2 separate regions of the Homo sapiens genome follow, and region 1 is linked to region 2. The links are chromatin contacts, found by Hi-C in ENCODE. All regions are on one chromosome and are shown on one strand. The core of a region is the stretch at or near the end of the contact, and the rest is flanking DNA. Distances in the headings are between cores, read along the strand shown.

The links. Hi-C counts contacts between places; a loop is a spot of excess contacts on that map. Pooled maps may share reads with other maps.
Region 1: a pooled map shows a loop between it and region 2 (8-fold over the local background). The contact joins two enhancer-like sites. A Hi-C loop is called at or near these places in 3 of 37 single-sample maps with no recorded cell type and 5 of 50 pooled maps.

Annotation. Positions count from the first base shown.
Region 1 is chr7:95,496,134-95,503,640 of GRCh38, forward strand. The region is part of intron 2 of ASB4 (ankyrin repeat and SOCS box containing 4); the gene reads left to right. Among named protein-coding and RNA genes, the nearest start is that of ASB4, 14 kb to the left of the region's middle. RefSeq lists a silencer at 4,624-4,918 and an enhancer at 5,217-5,266. Within about 2 kb of position 5,503, at least 2 of the 41 ENCODE cell types and tissues checked have a DNase peak (open chromatin) inside an H3K27ac peak, as active enhancers do.
Region 2 is chr7:92,639,844-92,646,915 of GRCh38, forward strand. The region is part of intron 5 of CDK6 (cyclin dependent kinase 6); the gene reads right to left. LOC112268009 (a long non-coding RNA gene) reads right to left here. Exons shown (of 2, transcript XR_002956577.2): 1 at 2,418-7,072; 2 at 1-2,284. Among named protein-coding and RNA genes, the nearest start is that of FAM133B, 53 kb to the left of the region's middle. RefSeq lists an enhancer at 2,248-2,297. Within about 2 kb of position 2,493, at least 9 of the 41 ENCODE cell types and tissues checked have a DNase peak (open chromatin) inside an H3K27ac peak, as active enhancers do.

The sequences.
Region 1 (7,507 bases), core at 4,253-6,752, 2.9 Mb after region 2:
CCCAGATGATGTAGTAAGCATAAAGATGCAATTATGCCTAGTACAGAAGGCCCTAAAAAATACATAGTTCTGTTGATTCAGGTAATTCAATGATGATCACATTAAAATCTTATTATCTAATAGCAGGAAGTTCATTCATTTACTCATTTACTTAACAAATATTTATTTAGCTCCTATTATGCATCAGGTAATGCACTAAGTCAATGAAAAAGAGAAAATACTCCTGCCCTCAAAGAAAGTATATTCTAATAAGGGAGACAAATATTAACAAAATAAATTCATAAATATATAATTATAAATTGGGACAGTGTTTTGAAGGAGAAAACAGGAGTTATGAATGAGGATGTCAGAAGTGAATTACTATAAAATGTATAAAGTCTTCTCTAAGGATATTATGCTAGGTAGGCTGAAATTTTAAGAATGAAAAGGACGGCCAGGTGCTGTGGCTCATGCTTGTGGTACCAGAAGTTTTGGAGGCTAAGGTGAGAGGATCACTTGAGCCCAGGAGTTCGAGACCAGTCTCGGCAACATAGGGAGACCCCATCTCTACAAAAAGCAAAAAAAATTAGCCGGGCATGGTGGCATGCACCTGTGGTCCCAGCTACTCAGGAGACTGAGGTAGGAGGGTCACTTGATCCCAAGAGGTCAAGGCTGCAGTGACTTGTGATTATGCCACTGCACTCCAGCCTGACTGACAGAGTGAGACCCTGTCTCAAAACAAAAAACAAAGAACAAAAACAAACAAAAAACAAATGGGAAGGAGACAGCCATTAAAAAAGAACGCCGAGAGGAAGAGGGGTCTAGCTATAGGAAATAGCTTGAGCAAAATTGCTAAGAGAGCAATAAAACTTGGAATATTAAACAGATAGAAGAGGGCTACTATGACCAGAGTATCATGGGTGTGGGGTAGGGTGGGAAGGACAAGAGGGTAGAGGGGAGTGTTACAAGATGACATTGGATGTGTTAGATCCTACAGGGCCTTTGAGGGTCAAAGTGTAGGGCTCTGAAATGGAGCCACAAAAAAGTTTTCAGTAAGACAGTGACATGATTTAATTTTCCTTTAAAGTCATTATTCTGGAGCTATGCAGAAAATAGATTGGAGGTAGACAAGAATGGAAGCAGGGAGACCAGTAGGGAAGCTATTGTAATAGTCTAGGTGAGAGAAGATGGTGGCTTGCACCAGGGGCAAGCTCAGATAGGAAGTTTAGGAGATGGGTTTGCAATACATTTTGGAAGTAGAATTGTTGGGATTCAGAGATGGATTGGATGTGGGTGGGGTGTGAAGGAAAAAGGAAGTCCCAAGTATCATTGCCTGGTTTCAGGTTTTAGTAAATAGGCAGATAGTGATGCCATTTTTTGAGGTAAAGAAACTTGAGGAAGAGGCACCTATGTAGGGATAATCATTAAATCCATTTTTTAAAAAGTCAGTTTATGGAGGTATAATTTTCACTCAGCAAAATTAACAGTACAATTTAACATTTTGAGAAATATTGTTTTTGTGAAACTATCATGCCAATCATCTTAAAAAGTTTCCTGATGCCCTTTGTAGTTAGTCCTCTCCCCCTCTACATCTACAGACAACCACTGATGTTTTCTGTCCCTATAATTTTGCCTGTTTTCAGAATGTCATATACATTAAAATATAAAATATGTAGGCTTCTGAGTCTGGTTTCTCTCACTTAGCATAATACATTTGAGATCCATCCATATGGTTGCATGGACCAATAAATTAGACCTTTTTATTGCTGAGTAGTATTCCATTGTATACACATAACAAAATTGATCTACCCCCCAGTAGAGGGACATTTGGAATGTCCTTAGGTTTTGTCAGTTTTCAAAGAAAGGCTGATATAAACATTTGCATACAGGTTTTTATGTGGACTTTTTATTTCTCTTATATAAATACCTAGGAGTGGGATGATGGCTATGTGGTAAATTTATAAGAAACTGCAACACTGTTTTCCAAAGTAGTTCTGTCATTTCGTATTTCTATCAGCAATGTATGAGAATTCCAGTTGCTTGGCAGAACTTGATAATGTGAGATAAAAAAAATTAGGCTGGGCACGGTGGCTCACACCTATAATATCAGTATTTTGGGAGGCCAAGGTGGGAGAACTGCTTGGGTCTAGGAGTTTGAGTTCAGCGTGGGCAACATCAGTTTGCAATCATTACAAACATATTAGAATAGCTAACATATTGGCTAACATTCTAAATGTCCCTCTACTGGGGGGTAGATCATTAGAATGTTAGCCATTCTAAATATGTTTGTAATGGTATCTCATTGTTTTAATTTGAATTTCTCTGATGACTAAGGATGTTGAACATGTTTTCATGTATTGATTTGCCATCTGTATATTATTTACTTTGGTGAAATGTCTGTAACTTTTACTCCTTTAAAGAAATGGGTTGCCTGTATTCTTATTGATTTGAGAGAGTTCTTGATATATATTCCGAATACTAGTCATTTATCAGATACATAGTTTGCACGTATTTCTCTTCATTCTGTGGCTTTTCTTTTCATTTTCCTAACAGTATCTTTCAAAGAGAAGAAGTATTTAGTTCTGATAAATTCAATTTACCAATTTTTTTCCTCCTAGCAAAAAATTTGTTTCATATGTTTATTTCTAGAGGTTTTGTCATTTCAGATTTTACTTTTAGGTGTAGGATTCATTTTGAGTTAATTTTTTTATATGGTATAAGTTATGGGTTAGGTTCGTCTTTTTTTATATGGATGCCCAGTTGTTTCAACACCATTTGTTGAAAAGAATATTCTTTCACCATCAAACTGCCTTAGTATTTTTGTCAAAAATCAATTGGCAATATATGTATGGGTTTATTTCTGGACTCCAGCCTATTCCATTGACCTATATATCTTTTTATTTTTTTCCCTAATGCTCCACTGACTTGATTGCCACAGGTTTGTATCAAGTCTTGAAATCAGATAGAGTGAGTCCTCCTAGATCAGTTTTAAGTATGAGAGTTTTCATATCTCTTTGAAACTTCAGTGAAAATGTCAAGGATGCACTTTATATAAAAGTATAGATTTCAGAACAGAGCCCTGGACTAAAGGTATAATTTCAGAATTGTTGGCCTATAGATTGTATTTGAAGTCAAGGAAATCAATGGAATCGCCTGGATAAAGAGTATATATAGAGAAAAGTGAATCTATGAAAAAGCCCCAATGAATTCTAACATTTCAATGTTAGAAGGATGAGGAGAAACCAGTAAAGGAGAGTAAGATATACTGATAAGTAAAATTGGAGAAAACCAAGAGTATTTTGGCAACACAAGGACAAAGAAAGAGGTAGTAGGTTCCAGAAGCAGAGAGTGGCCAGCTATAGTGATAGCTACCCAGGGTTAATTAGATGTTCATTAGATTAGGTGACAGAGTTATCACTGACAAAAATAGTTTTGGTGAAACAGTGTTAAAAGCCAGATTTGAATGGTATAAAGTGCAAATGGGTGGTAAGAAACCAGAGATGCCACAGGTAAACAATTGGTAAAAAGAAGTGAGGCTGCAGAAGTGAACATAAGAAGAGCATGATTGCTGGAGGGGGCTGGAGGGAGGTCACAGGCAAGACTTACCTACAGTTGGAGATCAAAGAAAAAGCTTGTGTGCTAAAGGAAATGATTCATAGAAAGAAAACAGCTGAAGATGCACGAGACAGGATAACTGAAAGTCCTTCAGAAGTTGAGATGAGATTAAATCCAGAGACTACGGGATACATCCTCTTTTTTTTTTTTTTTTTTTTTTTTTTGAGACGGAGTCTCGCTTTGTCGCCTGGGCTGGAGTGCAGTGGTGCGATCTCGGCTCACTGCAAGCTCTGCCTCCCGGGTTCACGCCATTCTCCTGCCTCAGCCTCCCAAGTAGCTGGGAGCATCCTCATTTTTAAGAAGCGGGACAAAGTAAAAGATGGTTTTAAATGCCAGAATATTTATAGATTTGATGGTGCTACGATGAGGGAGTTCGGATGGTTTTTCCCCTCAACAATGTGTCAAAGTCACCAGCCAAAAAATGAGAGGAGAGCAGAAAGCATAGACATTTTCATAAGAATGGAGAAGGAATGGGAGGTTCGGGAGAAAAAAAATGGGAGAAGAAACTTACTAGAGAAATGTAGTAGGATTACTGGACTTATAAAAGATGCCATGTGGCTAGGAGCCGTGGCTTATGCTTGTAATCCCAGAACTTTGGGGAGGCTGAGGCAGGAGGACCTTTTGAGGCCAGGAGTTTGAGATCAGACTGGGCAACATAGTGAGACCACATCTTTACTAAAGGAAAAATAAATTAACCAGGCATGGTGGTGCATCTGTATTCCTAGCTACTCGAAAGGCTGAGGCAGGAGAATTGCTTGAGCTCACGAGTTTGAGGCTGGCTGCTGTGAGCTATTATTGGACCACTGCACACCAGCCTGTGTGACAGAGCAAGATCTGTCTCAAAAAAAAAAAAAAAAAAAAAAAAAAAAGCCATGATCTTTTCAACCTGCGGAAATGAAGGGGAAGAAAAAATTCAGCCCAGCATATTCTCCTTCTTCTTTGGTTCACTTGTTAAAAATGAGGCTGTATCCCATATTCTCTGGATTTCATCTCATCTCAACTTCTGAAAGACTGGAACCTTTCAGTTATCCTGTCTCATACATCTTCAACTGTTATTTCTATGAATCACTTACTTTGGCACACAAGGTTTTCCTCTGATCTCCAACTGTAGATAATAGTGACCTGTGACCTCCCTCCAGCAATTGTGCTCTTCTTCGCTTTTGCAGCCTCCCACTTAGGAAGGAAGCTACAGGGACAAGGTTAGGCATAATTTGGAGCTTACTCACATTTTCTATGTGTAGCCATCACCACTCTTCACATTTACTCATTCATTTATGTTTAGATTTAGTTTTTATCTTTATTGATTTTTAAATTTAATTAGTTTAAACATGCAAGCTTTTTATTTTTAAGAGTTTAAGGAATTTTAGAAATTATATATTAATTTAATCATTAACTTTCTAATTAAAACATTTTTTGTCTCACTTTTCGTAATAATGAAATGAAAATGAAAGCTGCCCACTTTACTCTGCATGAAGCAAATCCTGACAGTAGGAGGAAAATTTGTTACTGCAGGAAAGCCATAAAAATTCAAATGTTTCTTAGCAGAATGTAGCATGGGGGCAATGTAAAGGGGGCCATGCCTTTTAAAAGACTGTTCCCTGCTACTTTATCTGACAGTGACACAAGTCAACCACATGTTAGGAAATTCCCTGGTCAATGAAGTGGAACATGGTAAGGCAAGATGTCACTGGCCTTCATTTTAATCCGAAATAGATAGGCCTGCTGGACAGACGCTGCTCTTACCACCTCACCGCATTCCATCTTTTCATCTTAATCATAAATAAGAACACTTAAGATCTACTTTCAACAAATTTCCAGTAAACAATGCAGTGTTACTAACTATAGTCATCCTGCTATACATTAGATCTTCAGAACTTATTCATCATCCGGTGTAACTGAAACTTTGTTAACTTTTTACATTGTGGCCTTTTCATGTGACTTCATCAACCACAAACTGACAGAGTGGCCAACCTTTCACTCCCTAGAGGTGTCACCTTTCCCAGCCGGTACAGTTATTCCCCATCTCTTTTGTTCTTGTCAACAGAGGGAGACTACCTAGAGATGAGAAGGAAGAAAGAGGTAGGGGGAAGCTTGGGCAATGCTTGTAGGCTGACACTAATGAATTAGGCTTATAAGAATCAAGGAGAGAGAATAGAAGTCCATTAAAGATCCACTTACTCTTTCAAGCCATGTCATCAAAGGCCGAATTCACAAAGAAAATAGAGATAAATTAGAGAAAGCAAAAATGTTCAACTTCAGAAGGGCAAACACCATAAAATTAAAAGGCAATCATAAAACTGGGGAAAATATTTGAGACTATATGACAAAGGGCTTACTATACGCAGAAGTTTTTCAATTAAAGTAATGAGGCTAACAACTAAAAAAAAAAGAGAGAGAAAGAGGTAAAAAAAGAAAAAGAACAAAACGACCAAGAACAGGAATATTTAAGGGAAAAAAAAGAAAAATCATATAAACAGCAAATAAATATATGACATAATGATAGCCTTCATTGGTAATCAGTAACATGTCAATTAAAATGACAATTAGCTATTTTGTTGTTGTTTGTTACGTTAATAAGCATACAAAAGATAATACATATATGACAAACACATAGGGAAGTGCTCTTACACACGCTTAATAGAATGTAAATAGGTACCAGCCTGCGGGGGGGGGGCAAATTGATAACACATATCAAAAGCTTAAAACTTTCTTGTAACTTAGAAAATTCGCCTCTAGGATTAGGGACCAATTCTAGGCAGGAGACCATTTTACCCAGGGCTGTCATTTACTTAGGGCCTCAAATTCAGACTTTAGATGTTATCTCTGAACTAGGTTATACCTAAAGTCAAAGAGATAACTGGGGAGAAAGAAAAAGAAAGACACTGATCATGTAACTTAGAATTGTGCTTGGTCACATGACCTGCAGTACACTAGAAATTAGAGACTTTCTCCTAATTCTGTAAGAGTTTTCAGAATAATGCAGTTAGAGTATATTTTACTTATTTTACCTTATATTTTCATCTTAGAAGTTTTGATTGGTTAAGAAAAACATTTAAAATGTACCACAATTGAAAATATATAGATAGGCACTTTTAATTTTTAAATGTATTTAGAGTCTCAAAAAATTGCTTGATTCCTATTTGCCCTCAGAGAGTCATTTATATTACTGAAAAACTGAAAAATGCTTACATATCTAATAGAAAATTTCATGTTGTTACCGCCATACCATGCAGATATTTAAAATGATGTTTAAAGGAATGTCCATTCACATGGGAAGGTTGTAAAAAGCAGCTTATGGGACAGTATGGACTGTATAGATGTATTTTTCTGAAAATTATATGTGACTATGCATATCAAAATAATATTTAAAATATCAGAGTGAAACTTGATATTATAGCTAATGTTTAACTGTAGCTAAGCAATTTCAAAAAGGCAAATCTGTTATTTTAGATCCTTGCTGCTAGAATAATTTTTTTTAAAGTGTGGCAGCTGGCAGATATATAAATAAGAAAACAAACCTGTGAATCAGATCACTGGGTAAAATTTCAACCCATCTTATGCATGAGGAGAAAGTAAGTGTTTTGCAGGTAGGTCTTCTAACCTGGAAACTAAAAGACTGTGAGCATCTTGTTTTCTTTCCTTTGCATTTTTATGCCTCAGCTTCTTGGACAGCGCTTGGCACATAGAAAGTGCTCAATAAATAGTTACTGAGATTACTGACAGATCTGGGAATGGCTCCAGAAGCCCTGAGTGCATGGATGGGGACCCACTGCCACCTAATAAATGAAAACTGTGTGGTTCATGGTTAATGAAATGCTGCTCTTCATCAGTTTTACCCTCTCAGTCTCTAGAGGTATAGCCAAAGGCTAAATTTTCTCTCTCTTAGATTATGTCACAGATACTCTGGGGGAGA
Region 2 (7,072 bases), core at 1,243-3,742:
GGATTTGACTAACGGCTCTCAATCAGCCCAACTGTCATCACTTGAGAACATGCTAGCCAGTGAAAGCCAAAAAGGAAAATATAAGCAAATTCAAATTATGGTATAATTTTTCTGATTGCTCATCTTTTGAATCCAAGGGTATCTATCTCTCTAAATATCTTCTTCTGGGTTCTCCTTAATAATATGTTTAATGTATATATAGATCAGGAGATAATACACCACCTGGCTGCAACTAGTGGGGAGGCTGAAGTCAGGAGGGAAGGGTTGCCACAGGCACTGGCTAGCACAAGAGAGCACGCCGCTCAGCTGCCCATGGAACGTATATGTATCCTGCACCTTGCTCTGCCCACCTTTGGCAACGGCACTGGAAACAGCTGGTGTTAAGTGTGCTAAGTAGCCAGCATCAAAGTGCAAATGGAAGGGGGCCCTCATGGAGGTTCTGTGTTGATAACAGTGATGTTCAATGCTAGCCTATCATAAACAGGAACCAGGTTTTTCTCTTTATCATTTACTTTGACATAGTAGACTTCAGGTCCAGTGCAGCTGATAGGATTTTTCAATAGATACAAAAGAAGGATGGTATAGCACATTATACGGTATATGACTGGCTTAATGAAAATAAGAGTCTATCCCAACTTGGAGCTTCCCGTATCAACAAAAACTCCATTTTCTATGACTGAAGGCTTTGACAACTCTTACTAATCCCAGCTTTTGGTCCTGACAGAATCTAACCTACAGATACAGGGAAAAGAATTTGGATGACTATTACTTTCTGACTGACGACTTCTGGGTCTACTCTGGGTATTTCACACACATTTAATCCCAATCTTCCTCCTTAAAAATGTATTGAATGACATTCATTTAATACACCCCTGGAGGGAAAATAAAGTAGAAAAATCTTTCTGGAGGGCAATTTGGCTCCACGTATCAAAGGGCTCAGGGTTTTGAATATGCTTTGTATCACTATTCCACTTCCGGGAGTTAGTCCTAAAGGAATAATCATGAGAATGAAAAAAACTTTACTTACACCAATGTGCATCACAGCTTTCCTTAAAGTCTTGCAAATTTCATTCACTCAACCAATATTTACTACATGCCTACTATGTACCAGGGAATATTTAAATACAAATAAATAAGATCCAGATATATTTTTATATAAGAAAAGCAGATTACAAAAAAGCATGATCTAATTTTACAAGAAAATTAAAATGTTATAATGCATAGGAAAAACAGTTGAAAGATAACTATTAAACCATTAGTAATGGTCATCTCTTGGTCACTGGTTTATGGTTTATTTTTCTTTCCTCTTTCTTTTCCTATTTTTATTTTTAAAGTAAGTATCTTGTAAAGAGCCATTTTGACACTACGTAAATCTCTTGATGAAATTTCCACTCAGTAGTTTTAGCATCATCCATTGATGATTTTCTAACTCCATCATTCACTCTGTTATTATTGATTGTCAGTCTACTGTAAGACAAAGCTCTCTTTTCTCCCACTTTATTTATATCAGCATGGACTCATGGATTTTAATTTTATTCAGGAGGTTATAATCCTTTACTATAATTATGTATTTTGATGCCCAAATTGTTTTATATTTGTCCAGTGGCTCCTTCAAGCTAAATTCTGTGCCTTTCTGGTATGTTCCCATATTTTTTGAGCATTTTCTTACTTTCTGGTATAACAAGATACTATAGACTTATACTCTTTACTCGTATTTTAAAAGCTCTACAACAACCATGTATATTTTTGTTAAATGAAAGAACATAATACATACTATTTAAAAAATAATCTTACATAAGATGCATACATTATACAGATTTTTATAAGATTTTTAAAAAACAGTCCAGATTGCTGATCCTACATGGTTCAGGAATATTAGAACAAATGGGCCTTCTGAGCTCCACCTGAGATGGGAGAGGATAGCACCTGTCTTACAAACCAATATGAAAGGAAATTATGTCTAGTGAGATCATTAAATGCATAAGTCATTGCTCTTTACTTGACTAAAACCAGTGAGCCGGCCACACAGCCTTAGATAAGAAAGGTAACAGTTAAAGTACATTCTGTTCGATTAATTAATGTCTCACAGCCAAATGTCTCTGTCTTGCCCCTTAGAAAACTGCATAGAAGAATGGTGAGACACCATCATTTTCATCTGAGTGACTGAGTTTCTTCCTGCTGACTGTTTGGAGTTCCCCTGTGAGCTGGCGTAAGGTACTTCTTCCTGTGGCTCAGAGTAAGACTCTGAGAGCCTTGGGGACTGCCCTCTGGATTCTGTGAGGAACTATGGAAAACAAGGGAAGACCAAGTAGGAGCCCCCAACTCCTCCTTGTGGAGGAGTCAGCTGACCCCACGCCTTGACCCCAGAGCCCTGCATAGTTTCTTTAATCTTATTAGATGGGTTTCCTTAAACTCACTTTCATGCTCAGCCTTTTGCCAGACTCTAGGACCAGCTCTGGCCTTTGTGGTGACTGTGGTGGGATATAGGGGGAGAGATATAAGGAGCACTACAATGATTAGTCATCACTTCACTATTGAGTCATTTGGCCATGCCGCCCAGCCCACTGTGACCTCAGTTCATGCTGTGTACCCCACGCTTGAGGTTCTGTCTAGAATCCCAGTACTCCAGGTCCTTGGACTTTTTTGATTCTGAATTCTTCTAATGTCTTCTGTTACCTCTGAGAAGAAGCCATCCTTTATCCTGTTCTAGAAAAGTGATACACCAAGGTAATTTAACATTATGAACAGGAAGTTCAGTGGCTAAGTTTCACTGAACATGTACAATGCAAAAAGACAAAAGTGAAGTGCTTTATACATACTGTTTAACCTCAGATCAATGCTATGTGGGGGATATATATTAATATCCTCATTTTACAATTGAGGAAACTGAGGTTGAGGGATGGTTAATGATAACTCATCATCATTGAGCTAAGAAGTGATAGAGACAACTAGATGCTCCAAAGCTGGCTCTCATGACCACTTCACTACATCGCATCGTTTGGCTATGACTACGGAACTGCTAGTGGACTTGAGACTCAGGCTGAAAAAAGAATTTTTTTTTTTTTTTTTGAGACAGGGTCTACCTCTGTCACCAAAGCTGGAATACAGTTGTGTGATCACAGCTCAATGCAGCCTTGACCTCCTGAGCTCAGGTGATCCTCCCACTTCAGCCTCCAAGGTAGCTGGGACTATAGGCATGTACCACCACACCTGACTAATTTTTTGTAGAGACAGGGTTTGGCCATGTTGCCCAGGATGGTCTCGAACTCCTGGACTCAAGTGATCTGCTTGCCTTGGCCTCCCAAAGTGTTGGGATTACAGGCTTGAGCCACCACGCCCGGCCAAATCCCGGGTTTTAAAAAATACAAATGAACTAATGGGAATAACACTGGTAAGCCTGATGTTGAGACCAAGTAGTATTCTTCAGTTGGTTCTAAGAAAAGAAAGAGGTGATCCAGAGGAGTCTGTAAGTCCATGAAGAACTTGGAACAGGTTTGCCATTATAGCACGCTTCAGCAGCTCATTCACTCATTCAGCACATTTGGAGTCTGTGATGTGCTTATCACTATGCTGAGTGTAGGGAACACAGAAATAAGACTGACGTGGTCCCTGCCCTTGTGAGGCTTACAGTTTAGGGAGAAAGAAAATCATTAAATAAGTGGTAAGTGTTATGAAGAAAATAAGATATGCTGGTGGAGAATAATAGAAAAAGCCTCTTTAAGGAGGTGACATTTAACCTAAAGGATGAAACAGAGGAGGCAGGCCTGCTGAGGTCTATTCACTTTCTTTTCATCTTTGGTTGTAGCTAGAATTTTTGAGTACTCTTCAAGGGAGCTTTATGACTTGGGTTCTGTTAAACAAGTCAACCACGATTTTTAATCCATGTGCTTTATCACGAATGGTTTCCTTCACCCTGTTCAAAACATCACAAATATGATATAAATGGGACACTTACTATTCAGTCTAAAACTGTTCTCATTTATTTACTTATTAAATACAGAAAAATCCCTTTAGAATCAGGGATAAGAGGAAAGGTCTTTGTGTTTCGCAAAGTTCATCCAAGTGTACTATTTGTTTCTTCCCCATGGAATTGTCATATCAGCTTTAGGAAAGATGATGAAAGAAAAGAAATGGGCCCAGAGGGACCTAAGGAAACCAGGCCAAACTTGCTGTTCACGTGGACCCTTACAGGGAGAATGGAAGGCAAAAGCAGAGAACTGGGTCCAATTTTCTTTCTCAGTGCTATCTGTGCAGTGGTCAGATGTGGCACTCACAACCAAAAGGCTTTTGAAACAGCACTGGTGAGTCCTGACCTACCTTCTTCAAATTTCTGAAAATGATACATTTTATTATCTCATGAGTAGAGATACTGGAGATTACTCTTAAGGCAGGAAGGGGAGACCTAGGGTCCCTTTCTTTGCTATAATTAACTGCATTTTCTCTGGGAGAACAGAAGCTCCCCATGGATATATGGGGTTGGGACAAGTGGCTATTTACAGCTAAGAAGGGAATATTTTTGAGGTTTAGAGAATTCAAATCACGATTACTATCTCATGTTCAAAGACTGAAATAAAAATGGCTGTGTACTCTCTTCATGGAGCAATTTGATGTTCTGAGGCCCTCTACTCCCTGGCTTCTGGAAATCTATTTTTCCCTCCATCACAATATTTCCTTTAACTACTGAATAATTAACCCTAGTGACTAACCTAGTCTCATAGGAAGAAGGCTTGTGAAATCTGCTCCTGATGCATGTAATAAGTGTAGAAGGACACATTAAGTAATGTGTACAGTCTGGGAAGGCCAAAATTCCTTTCCCAAGGCCTGGTCCACCCTGAAAAAGAGGAAGGAAAGCTCATACTTTAATTATTGGAGCAGGTATTCCACTGGTTCACACATTACCAGGACCTTAGAGGTTTCTTCTATCATACAGAAGGAACCTGGATCAGCACACTCGCCTACTCTTCTTTGTCTGCCAGTGGAACTCCACAACAACTGACCGAAGCTGTCACCACCCCAGGCTGCCAATGTGGGCCTCCAGATTGTGAGGCCACAGGGTCAGATATGGGGCCTGGCGCTGCACTGACAGTGCTGCATGTCCAAAGAGGCAAGCAGCCAGGCAGAGCCCTCTCTGTTACAGCTTGGCCACCTGTCTGAGAGGGAAGACAAATCCCATTTCATCGGGTTTGGCATGGAAAGCAAATTGTTCACCCCCACACGCAAAAGCTCTTGAGTGGCAGAAGGAAAAGTACACACCCCAGGTGCGAATATAAAAGCGGGTCTCTTTGGGATGAACCTTCTGGTTAATTTGGTTTGGAGTCTATGGTGTTTTCACTCAGCTCTCATCAGTTTTTAAGCCGTATTACAGCTCCCAGGCTTTTAGGATAATTCTCTTAATGAAGTAATGAAATGCCAAAGAAATGGCATCACAGGGCTTTGCCCTTTCCTGCTTTTTAAAGGCCATCAAAACCATCATTCCCTAACATACCCACACAGGAAAAAAGATGAGGCTTATCTTGTTTTTAAGCTATTGTGTTGCCAGCATTTCCATCGTACAAGAAAGATAAGTAAATGCTTGCAAAATAAAGTCTGACCCAAGCTTCACCTGATATGCAGTTTCTATCTTGCTGAGTGCACATGATAATAAGATTTCCAAGCAGCATTAGAAACCATGGTTCAATCCAGAAGTGTGCTCCTGCAACCCGGGGAGGGGGCTCCTGATGACTTCACAGTGAAGCCACCGTCACAAACAGGATTTCCTAAAGAGGTCTTAGGGTGAGGAAGAAGCTTCATTCTAACTTTGGCTCTGCCATCTGGGCAGCACTGCTGCTCCTCCCCTCCTGTAAACAGGCAGTTAAGAGGGGGCAGGGGCACTCCTTCCTATTGTTCCTCATGGCTCTCACTTCCCTTTCATCTTTGGCAATAGCTGGAATTTATGAGTATGTTGGATGACCTTCCAAGTCTTTCCTTCGGAGTTTATTTACTTCGTGGATACTCCTTAGTAAGGCTCCATCTTTTGGCGGCTCACACCCCGGCTGTATTTGTCCAAAGGTGTGGCTTTATCTCTGTATGGTATTGAATTGAATGGAAAAGGAGTCATAAAGACTGTGTGATTCATATAATCCAACGGTGATTGTGCATACACGACACTATTTCCCAACTTATACCTTCCAGTACAGCCAGGTCTTGCTTTTCTGAGAATGAATGCACTGCTATTTTTGTGGCTTGCCTAATGAAGTTCTTGTTAAATATCCAATCAAACATCTTCAAAATCCAGCTCAGGACTAACTTCAGGAAGCCCCTATTATTCTAGTTCAGGGTAATATCTGACTTTTCTAAGCTCTTAACAGTTTTAAAAATCTGTACCATGTGGCTCAGCACTTACATATGCCTGGTCTGATACTGTTTGCTAATTATTACATGCTAACACATCATGCACATTTTTATTTGCTCATGTAAGTTATAACCTCCTTCAGGCTCAGTCTTCAGGTTTTTGCTATCTTCCACAGTGCCCAGAATGATTGTAAGCACCTGGTAGGTTTTCTTTTTTCTTTTTCTTTTTCTTTTTTTTTTTTGAGATGGAGTCTTGCTGTGTCACCCAGGCCAGAGTGCAGTGGCGCGATCTCGGCTCACTGCAACCTCTCCCTCCCAGGTTCAAGCGATTCTCCTGCCTCAGCCTCCCGAGTAGCTGGGATTACAGGTGCCTGCCATCACATCTGGCAAATTTTTGTGTTTTTAGTAGAGATAGCGTTTCACCATGTTGGCCAGGCTGGTCTTAAACTCCCAATTTCAGGTAATCTGCCCACCTTGGCCTCCCAAAGTGCTAGGATTACAGGCATGAGCCACTGCGCCTGGCCAGCACCTGGTAGGTTTTCAAAGAATATTTGCTCATTCATTAATTGAGAGAAGAATCCCATGGGATTCTTCTGTAAGTTTCATTTCCTTATTATGCAACTGAGTTAAATATATTAAGTGTAAACATTAGAACTACCAAAGGAATAATGCTAGGACCAGTATTGACTTAATATGTTTATACTGTTTTGATTAGTAAAATGACATAAAACCTCTGAATTTA